2 separate regions of the Homo sapiens genome follow, and region 1 is linked to region 2. A link is a loop called in an ENCODE intact Hi-C map of the cell type or tissue named here. Cell type or tissue: B cell. All regions are shown on one strand. Each heading gives the region's core, and the rest is flanking DNA. Links, peaks and the distances in the headings are about the cores only. Region 1 has its middle 63 kb from the start of TODL. Region 2 has its middle 51 kb from the start of IFNG-AS1.

The links. Hi-C counts contacts between places; a loop is a spot of excess contacts. Peaks named below come from ENCODE experiments on the same cell type or tissue, not always from the same donor. Only the 100,000 strongest peaks of a DNase experiment are listed, where the experiment ranks them.
Region 1: a loop joins it to region 2, with 6 times the contacts of the local background. A loop is called at or near these places in 4 of 110 quality-filtered maps.

What each region holds. Positions count from the first base shown.
Region 1 is chr12:69,067,779-69,073,163 of GRCh38, forward strand. No RefSeq gene overlaps it. Among named protein-coding and RNA genes, the nearest start is that of TODL, 63 kb to the left of the region's middle. RefSeq lists an enhancer at 85-1,284. In B cell, for the core only: CTCF peaks have their summits at 2,729 (motif pointing left) and 2,931; a DNase peak (open chromatin) is centred at 2,743.
Region 2 is chr12:68,037,457-68,042,841 of GRCh38, forward strand. No RefSeq gene overlaps it. Among named protein-coding and RNA genes, the nearest start is that of IFNG-AS1, 51 kb to the left of the region's middle. RefSeq lists an enhancer at 4,751-5,000. In B cell, for the core only: CTCF peaks have their summits at 3,194 (motif pointing right), 3,421 and 5,146 (motif pointing left); DNase peaks (open chromatin) are centred at 3,205 and 5,075; H3K27ac peaks cover 1,272 bases.

The sequences.
Region 1 (5,385 bases), core at 326-5,325, 1.0 Mb after region 2:
TTCAAATTTTGTGCGATGTCTTGGGCATTGGGACAGACAACTTCATTCAAGTTATTATTTGGTAAATTCTTGTTCTGTTTCCTGAGTAGTAGGATGAGGGATACAAATGAATAATTCAGAAGCAAACACTGAGGAATGTCTGATTTGCATAGGCTCGTAAATGAGCCTCCTAAACTGGGTTTTAAAAGAAAAAAAAAAGTGCTCTCGGATAGTTCTCAGGCCAAGTGAGGTCCCAGCGTGTTTGGTCGGCAGCTCTGCTGTCCACCCCACCAGGACCCGATATACTGTATTCTATTATTTAATTATCCTGGTTGGAAGGGGACATATATAATTTAGCCCTGGGAGCTTTAAAAAAATTCTTGACAATTAATAAATAGAATAGTCTTTTGTGTGATTTTAAAGTCACCGGAGGGCAGACATAAATTGTCAACTTACCTAAAAGAGAAACACTTGCCTTTTCTAGAGAGGCTCACATTGTCTTCCAGGGAGTGCATCATCCATAATTTAGCATAACTGCCTTGAAAATAAGTCTATAATCCTTAAATAACTCCGTGGGTCTCTTGCCTGGAGTCTTCCTTTCAACTTCTTTCATAGAAGAATTTATAATCAAATAATAACACTGATTTTAAAACAAGCAACCATACACACATCACTCAAGAACTTACTTAAGGTTTTGGGGGAGCCATTTCATTCACCAATCAAAATGAAGCAGCAACAACAGCAAAAGTCATCATGGTAAAACTTTAACTGAGGAGAGCACCTAAGGACTCGGTGACTCAGTGTTAAATGGATGGGAAGTCAGGTCATTTCCAATTATTGTGGCCTTTTACTTCCTGTTTCTCAGGATCAAATGAGAAAGGAGTGAGTCAGGAGGTGGGCATGATAACCCTGTATATCTCTGTGGCAGGGTGCCCTATTGTGCCTCAATGCCATTCAGACAGGAGCTGTTTATAGATGGTGACTCCTTCAGGTAACTGCTTGCAGAAGTGAATGCTTGGGAGAGTTCGGTTTTTGAGCAGAAGAAGAGAAGAATTTTGTGTCTGGCCTGGGAGAGAGATGGTGGAGGGCGGATAAAGAAAATAGAAGGGGAAGGCATAAAGTCCCATCTATTTTGCTCCCCCTCCCCACCCCCCAACACTCATACAGGTTCACACTGGCTGGAGGGGTTTCTCCAGAGCCCAAACCAAAGCACCTAGTTTGCAAGCTTGCAGCTTTGGGAATCTAGACGACATGCGCAGCATTGGGTGGTGATAGGGCCAGTCTTCCCACCTCTACCTTGCTTCCAAAGGCAAGGCGGCTTTTGTATTTAGACTCAGGGCAGCCACAAGCATTCCTTCTTAAGTAGCCCATCATTATAATTCAGCACGAATGTCAGTGTGACTTGTTGCCACTCACAGGCTGCGTCTGGTGAGGTCTGGGCTATTTTGGTTTTAGAAATAATTTATAAATCATTTAGAAATATTTATAAATGACTTTAATGTACATTACACTATCTCATTTAATCCTCCCAATGACCTTAAGGAGAGTACTACTGAAGAGACAGGGACTCAATGGCCTTTTTTTTTTTTTTGAGCTGGGGTCTTGCTCCGTCACTCAGACTGGAGTGCAGTGGCGCGATCTCAGCTCACTGCAACCTCCACCTCCCGGGTTCAAGCAATTCGCCTGCCTCAGTCTCCCAAGTAGCTGGGACTACAGTCGTGTACCACCACGCCCAGCTAATTTTTGTATATTTTTAGTAGAGATGTTGGCTAGGCTGGTCTTGAACTCCTGACCTCAAGTGATCCACTCGCCTCGGCCTCCCATCGTGCTGAGATTATAGGCATGAGCCATCGCGCCTGGCCTGGTTATAAGTCTCAGGGTGACAGAGGTGGTGTGGGCTGAGCTGGGGCAGGGACTCAGGTCCTCCAGGAGACCTGCACGTAACAGGTGACCAGTGCACCCTAAAGCCACCTGATGAGCACCGCCTCGTGCCACAAGAACACTTTCTAGCCAGTGTTTTACATATTTCTTGGATCTCTGGGAATTGCCAGTAGACAGAGTATGATGCTGCGTATTGGTGATTATGAATGCTGTTGGCCATGGGTGTTAGATGTCATCATGTGCCAGGCCCCTGAAGAACACAATCTGTTCACATAGTTCCTCTAAAACTTCGTTTTCAAAACAGGTCTCATCTTTCCTTACTTCTGCCAGCGTTCTCATTCTTGATTTTACATTTGGAGAACAGAGAATCTAGACAAAATTAAGAAGAAATTGAACATTGAAAAAAAATCAATAAAATAAAATCCTGAACCCAAGAATGATCAAATTTTACTTTAAAATTTAACTCAAAAGGGATAGTTGTTCTGGCCTTCAGACATGCTTTGTAAGAAAAAAAAAGGATGGTTGTTTATGCCGTGATGGGCTAATTGAATAGGTAAACATGTGAGGAATCCTTATTTTATTTCTTACGCTAAAATGAGAATCCCTGTAAATTGGAATGTAGTCTTATCTTATCGAAAGGTTTCACTGTTCAGCTCTGCTTACCCATCAGAATCACATGGGAAATGGCAAATCACAGAGGCCCAAGCTCAACCCTATTCCTACCGAATAGAATCTCTGGAGGTGAAGCTCTGTTTTAAAATTTTCCCAACTGGTTCTGATGCGTACCAGAGTTAAGAATCAACCAGCACACTGAACTCGCAATTTTAGCAAAAACCCAAGGAACCCAGGGGCCTATGCAGAAAGCAGGAAATGCCCTCTAGTGGCCAAAAGACGCCATCATCCATTCTCCATGCTCTTGGGCCCTGGGACCCATGGCAGAGTTAGAGAGGTGGCAACAAAAGTTCCAGTTGTAAACTACAGTATAATCCACTGATTCCACCAATATGCCCCTAAAAGTTAAACTGTAAGACCCATGAGGGCAGGACTCACTTGTTCTTGTCTTGCCCATGAGGGTGCCTGGCATAATGTCTGACCCATTGTGATGGAAATCCTAGAATTAAGGCTCAATTTTATGTGTTGCCTATTAAGCCTCAATTTTACATGTTGCCTTGACATATATGGTAAAATCAGGAGGGTATCAAATGGCCTAACTGCAAGTTTCTTCTCGCCTGTTCTGCTCCCATGAACAAGGTCCCCTAGCCAAATAGCCCTCCTTATCAAATGAACCAGACAGAGTTCCTGTTTATCCCGTACTAGTGGGTTCTCTGCCTGCTTAGGGAATTATTCAAACAAGTCAATCACTTCCTCCCACAGGAACTAGGCCACCTCACCCCCTTGATACTACAAATCCTGCCTCCATGGCACTTGGCTCTTCACTCTGGCCCTGAGTGCAACCCTGTGTGGCTCTGCATGGCATGGGGTATCTTCCTCCCCCGGGCTGTGACTTCATGTGACTAACAAACTACTATCAATCTCAACTGTCTAGTAGTGAGCTGTTGTGTGTTCAGCTATCCCCATGATCCTGGAGTGAAAATTGCTCTCACCAAAGAGGAGGCAATCAAAACATCCATAGCAAGTGTTTTGTAAATATTTGTTAAATGAATGAATGGGACCAAAGGGCTGTTGACAAGTTTAAATACCTTTATTTTATTGATTTATTGTCAATTTTCATAAACTTTCAAAGTGATCTTAGGCACAAATGAACAATTCAATGAATATATTCATAGAACGTTAAGGCTGGAAGATATCTTAGAAATCTTCAGGATTAACCTTCTTGTTTTATTTCTAAGACAACTATTGCTCAGACAAGATCATGAATTCCTCAAGGACAGTGTCTATATTTTATTTATTTTTGTATTCCCTTGGCTCATCACAGAACTGGTGTACAGTACATATTTGATAAATGAATAAACAAGGATTAAGTGAATTTCCCAGGAGTACATGGTAGGCAATGACACCAACAAGGATTTAATTCCAGAATTAAACAGATATTTGTCAAATGTCTTCTGTGAGCCAGGTGCAGTGACTCACACCTGTAATGCCAACACTTTGGGAGGCTGAGGCAGCAGGACTGTTAAGCTCAGAAGTTCGAGACCAGCCTGGGCAATATAGTGAGATCCTGTCTCTACAAAAAAAAAAAATTTTTTTTTAATTAGTTGGGCATGGTGATGCATTCCTCTAGTCCCAGCCCCCAGCCACTGGGGAGGCTGAAGCAAGAGGATTGCTTGAGCCTGGGAGTATGAGGTTGTGGTGAGCTAGGATCACACCAGTGCACTCCAGCCTGGGTGACAGAGTGAGATCCTGTCTGAAAAAAAAAAAAAAAAAATCTTCTGTGAGATACAGTATCTTGCTAGGTACTCTCTGAGAATGTAACTAGGACTCCAGGCAAGGGCTACAAAAATGAGAAAGACACAGTCCTTACCCTCAAAGAACAGACACTCTGCAGCTGTGCTGTCCAATACTGTAGCTTCTAGTGACATGAGGCTATTTAAAACAAAATTAATTAGAATTAAAAATCCAGTTCCTCAGTTAAATTAGTCACATTTCAAGTATTCAATGGCTAAATGGTGGCTGGTGGCTACCATATTGAACAACAGAGCTATAGAATATTTTGATTGCTGTGGAAAGTTGTATGGGATAGCATTGCTATAGAGAGAAAAATGTCATGAACCTGAAGCCATAATAGAAGGCAGAAGATGATAACAGAGGTACAAATTAATTGCCATGGGGTCAGAGAGGATTGTTTCAGAAAGTCCCCACATTATTCCAAGTTTTCTGAAGACAGGGACTCCTAGCACTTAGCATAATGCCTGACTTGTAGAAGATGCTCAACTCATTTATTGAATGAAAATAAACAACTTATAGCAGTAGTGCTTTTTTCGTAACATTTCAAAAACAGGGGAGTATAGAGAATATATGGCCATCATCAATGTATCCACAGACCAACTTTATAAAATTTTAACATTTTGCTATATTTGTTTCAAATATAGAAAAGTATGTACATATTCCCTTAAAACAAATATAAGATCTGAAACAAATATATACTACAATTTATCTATTCTACTTTAAATGGAAATGTATCCTATTTCCAGTTTTTACAATTACCAATAAAGCCATAAGGAACATTCTCATAAGTGTTTTTTATAGAAACATTCAGAGTTTATTCCCAGAAGTAGCATTGCTAGGTCTGAGGTTATATGAATCTTCAACTATTCTAAACATTGACAAGTTGATTTCCAAGGGGATTAACCAATATATAGTCCCATCAGCATTGTATGAATGTTCTCATTGTTCTGCATTCTTGTCAACACTCAGTATTGTCAGGCTTTTATTCTTTGCCAATCTGATAAAGTGAAAAGATTCACTGAAGTATTTCCTAGGATGTTAAAGACATAAGAACAAGGCAAAAAACCAAAAACAACAACAACAACAAAACTACCCTGTTATAATCCTGGCATTGGGGTA
Region 2 (5,385 bases), core at 294-5,293:
CTGTTGACTGCTCAATGTAATAGTCTGATCATGATGCTAATTAGATGTGTCCTTTAAAAAACAATATGATGTGTTGTAGTACATTGGTTGGCTGACATTAATGAAAAGACCTACCTATTAACATTGATAACTAAATCTGGACTTCTCTCTATAAAGCTACCCAATTGGGTCCCACTGGCTGAACTTTATATGCTTCAGTGGTGTCTTAACAAAAGACTGCCTCTAAATTAGACTAAGTGTCTTAGAACCCTGTGGTCTAGAGAAATGAAGTGAAATGTAATAGCTGGGAGAAACAGGGCATTATACATCTTGAAAGAACTATCTTTCAAGATAAACTAGCACCCCACTCTAGCCCAGCTTCATGGCTGACTCTCAGAGCATCATATTTTCCACTGATGGGCTGAAGATTCATAAATGTAGTAAACCACTGAAAACAATTGCTTCATAAGACTTCTTTAGAAAATTCCTTATGGTACTACATCTACAATGTAGAGGGCTTGTCTTCAGCTCCCTCAACATCTCAAATTTTTTGACACATTCAGTACATGCCTGTTATGTCTTTAATCCCAGAACACATGTATTTTCCCCTTCCAGATGATTTCTTTGCAGATTTCACAATGGAGAAGAGCTGTCACAGGTGGAAGTAATCATGCTGTCACAAAGATATTACTTTTTTCTTCCAGTGCTGGAAGGCAGTCAGGAACAAGCCATGCATTAGTTTAAGAGCCATGAGATGTATAACTCCAGTTTTTTAAAGCTCATAGTAGAAAATGAAGAGGGGGCAATGGCATAGCAGGTGAATGCATTTGGGGTGTGTTACAGACCAAGCAAGAATCAATCACTTATGTCTGTCAGACCAGATGGATCTGGAAACAGTTTAATCCTCAGGGCCAATGTGATATGTTGTGATATGTGATATGTCACAATAATATGTTTTCCCCGCAGGTTTCAAGCCTGTTTAAAAAAATGTTTTTAAACTTGAAAGGAAGACAAGTGACCAATATTATAAGGTTAATGCAGAAAATAATGGTCATAGTATTTAATAAACTTCAATTTATCAAATAAACCTGTATGTCAGTCTTTCTGGCTTTAGGCCTGTTTGCATCAGAATTATCCTGGAGGATTCTTAAAACAACAAAAATAAGCACACAAACATCTATTTAATCATAAGGGAATTTTCACCTAAAATAATCTCCCCCTGTGATGTAGATTCACACTGGAGTTGAGTATAATAATTTTGCTCTCATCAAAAATAATCGGAAAGAGAGGAGCTTTGGGATATGTCATTTTGATCTAAGAAAACGTATTGGCTTTCTTGCTGCTTCTTTGGATTCTTTTTTGCATATCATCTGGCAAGTGAGCAGGTGCACAGCTCTGATAAGCAGGAAGGAACCCCCGACCCCACCACCACTGCCTCAGAGCAAATACTCAATAAATGGTCACCTCATTTCCACCCCCCTCCCTACTCCCACCCACCAGGCAAGAAAGCTTAAACCTAGTAAAATCTCTGAGTGCTCAACATGGAATGGAAAACCCAGAAGAGCAAGGTTGGAAATTGTAGCTGGGAAGTCTCAAGTTCTCTGGTTCCTCCTGGAAGAGGGCATGAAGGTGGCTTTGTGTAAATATGGGCATATTGATTTTTATTTGATGAGCCATAGAAAACTAGATAGTCCAGAAATAAATAAAGGAACTGGGAATGTTGGAATCCACAAATATTGACCATCAGTTTGGGATTGGCAGCTTCTCTCCTTCCCATCTTTATTACAAGTTATAGCGCCGTTACCTTAGATGCACACATGCTTTACAATAATGTTTTTGAAGCCAAGCCCTAGAGATTTCTCAAATATGCTTCCTATGTCTTTCTAGAGGCCCAAGCACACACCTCCCTCATTTATTGCCTCCTATTCAACTTGCGCAGCTTTTATGTGGTTTACATATAAAGCTTCTGTTTAAGATTGTGTTGTCTGGGCGCGGTGGCTCCTGCCTGTAATCCCAGCACTTTGGAAGGCCGAGGCGGGCAGATCACGAGGTCAGGAGATCGAGACCATCCTGGCTAACACAGTGAAACCCCGTATCAACTAAAAACATAAAAAATTAGCCGGGCGCGGTGGCGGGCGCCTGTAGTCCCAGCTACTCCGGAGGCTAAGGCAGGAGAATGGCGTGAACCCGGGAGGCGGAGCTTGCAGTGAGCCGAGATAGCGCCACTGCACTCCGGCCTGGGCGAAAGAGCGAGACTCCGTCTCAAAAAAAAGATTGTGTTTACAGGGTTCCACTGCACATCTCATCCAGGTTTTGAAAAATATTTAGATTTTAGGAGTTGCATTCTACTCTAAGTAACAACTCCAAACCTGCACCATATTTATTGGGTGACTTTAGGCCACAGTACCATTTTGTACAGTAAGGTATCTTCTTATGAAACAGAGAAGATATGCTTACTTCCTTACAGGATAAATAATGTGATGCTGAATAAGATAAACCTAAAGTTACTAAGAGACAAACACTGTATATTAAGTGTTATAACCACACATCAGAAGACCATTTTAGACTGTGGTTTCAGGGTGCTAGAATATTCGAACCCTGTTTGCTTAGCTGACTAATCTAACTTTTTGGTAAGACTGGTTATATTTTTTTCTGTATAGAGAAGAGGTGATGAGAGAAAGTATTCTTTAGTTTATTCATTCACAATTTTTTAAAAAGGTCACTCTGGTTACCGCATGGAGAGCAGAACTGGTGGGGAATCTGTTCATGCCTGGGGAGGCCATTTAGGCACCTGCTGCCGTCATCAAGGCAAAAGATAAATACCTAAGTTTAAAAGCAAATTTATTTTTACAAGGTATAGATGTAAACAAGTCTCATATGCATGCCCAATAGATCTACTTTGTCCTACCAAAGGAGAAGGAGGATAATGCAGATATAAACTCTAGAACAAGACTGCCTTGGTTCAAATTCCAGCTTTGTCATTGTAGGACCTTGCCTAGACAAATTACTTAATTTTTTAATCTCTGTTGTCTCATCTTTAAAAGGAGGCTAATAGTAGTATCTGCCTTATAGGATTGTCAAGAATAAAGGAGTAAGTATATATGAAGTGTTTAGAATAGTTCCTTCCAGTCAATCAATGGTAACTTTTTTTTTTTCCCCCAAGCATAAAGGATCTAAATGGGGCAATGTGGCTAATGGCCCCTAGAGGGCAGCAGAGGAATAAGAACAGAGTGGACGACAGGTTCAGAGAAAGATGTCCTGTCTGATGGAAAAACGGGGAGAAGGGCACTGTGAATCATACAAAATGGAGACTGAGCTCAGGGCCATTTATAGCCTGCTTTGGGGACGTTTTCTAATAGTTCAAATCACTTTGTAGACAAAAATCAAGGACTGGAATAAGTGTAGTAATGAGAAGGATCCAGTCATGCATCTGAGAGCATACGTCCAATAAACCTCACTCAAAAGCTAGCAAGAAAATCTTGACTGTTGGCAGGAAGCATAGCTGATACTGAGGGCTGGGGCCTGGGTGCCTTTCCACTTGGCCCTTTCCATGCGACCTGGGCTTCCTCACAGCATGGTAGCTGGGTTACAGCATGAGTGTCCCAGTGAAATCAGGCAGCAGTGGGATCACGTTTTAATGACTCAGAAAAGACATGTATCACTTCTGCCATATTTTAATAGTTAAAAGTCTAACAAAAGCCCTCTTAGTTCCAAGGGGATAGGACACAGACTCCAACTCTTGATGAGGGAGTAGCAAGTTTCTGGAAAACTATATTAACAGGAAATACTGTAGTCATTTCCATAAAATACAATCGGTCACAAAGTGCTTTCCTAGAAGTTCATACTGGATTCTTTCTGCCTCATTTTCACATACAAAGCATCAGCAAATCCTGACAGACTGGGCTGCAAAATACATCCCAAACCTGATCTGATCTCACCATCTCCACTGCTCCCACCCTCGTCCAACCCAACATGTTTCTCTACCTGGATCACAGCAAAGTCTACTGAGAGGTTCCTCATCTCCAATTTAAAACCCCATAATCTACTATTTATAGGGCAGCCAGTGAGAACTTTGAAAAAATGTAAGTCTAAGCCTATCATCACTGCTCATCTTAGAACTATCCAATGGCTTTCAATTATGCTTAGAATAAAAGCTAAACTCCTAATGGTGGCCCACAAGAACCTCCATATTTTGGCCCTATTTATCTGTCTCATTTCATCTTCAGGCTTCTTTCCACCACACTCTGACCTTCTTCCTCTCACTTTAGCTCCTGGGTATGTTTTCAACTCAGGCACCTCTGATCCCAAATCTCTTCATATTACACTGTTCCATGATTCAAATCTGCTTGAACCTTCCCAGACCACTCAATATAAATGAGCATCAGTCCCATCACCGTCTATTCCTTAACCCTCCTTTATTTTCCTTAATGTACTTATCACTGTCTGAACTTACACTGTGTATGCATTTGAGTCCTTGTTCATAGTCTGCGTCTCCCTCTAGAATATTAACACTTTATGGGCAGGGCTTTGTTTACTGCTTTATTAACAGTGCTTAGGTCCACTCAATAGTTAAGTTGAATATTGAATAAAGAATAAAAGAAGAAACAAAACAAACAGTATAGCCTTTCAAATCAGTGGTGGTGTAAACGAAGATCTATTATCACTGTCATGAAAACATGTTTGTGTTCTTTACTAGATCTGGGCTATCCTTTCTTAGTGTCCTGTGGTTTCATGGACTAGTTTAGGAATGGTTGGTTGTTTCTAATGTGTAGCACTTAAGAAACTTTCAGCTTGAGCCTAAGTGTTTCCAGTGCTGAGGTTCAGTCATGTCTGGGCATGTTTGGTGAGGTGGTGGTGACAGGCCTCAAATAATTCAATTCTAATGAAATATTTGGCTTTAAGTGGATGAGGAGGAAAGGTACTGTGGCTTTGGCGTGGGTGTAGTTGGGGGTAGGTATAGAGGAGAGGAAGAGAACCCGAGGACAGCGATGTTCAAGTGAACATGTTATCACTCGTCTGGGCTTCTCAACACAATTGAACACACTTCCTATATTTGGAGAATTCCCCACCTCCTCTGCAGCCAGTACACTGGTCTGTGACACAGACCCAGACAATCACGTGCACCTCAGCAAGTTTTCTAATCACAAGCATGTATTGCAAAGAAACAAGTGCCACCTAGAGCCCACTCTGGTGAGAATGGCAGCTGGTGAATTCAGTTACTAGAGGGAGGGATGGCTAAGGTCACACCACGAGCTAGTACCAGCAGGAGTCTGTGCCTGGTGGAGTCAGCAGTTATTCCCACCTGGTCTGTTCTTTACTGTGACTCTGAGAATTGGTGCTGGCTGGGAAGCCTCCCAGCCTGCTTTCCGGCCTCCTGGGAAATCTTATATTCTTTAATAAATTCCT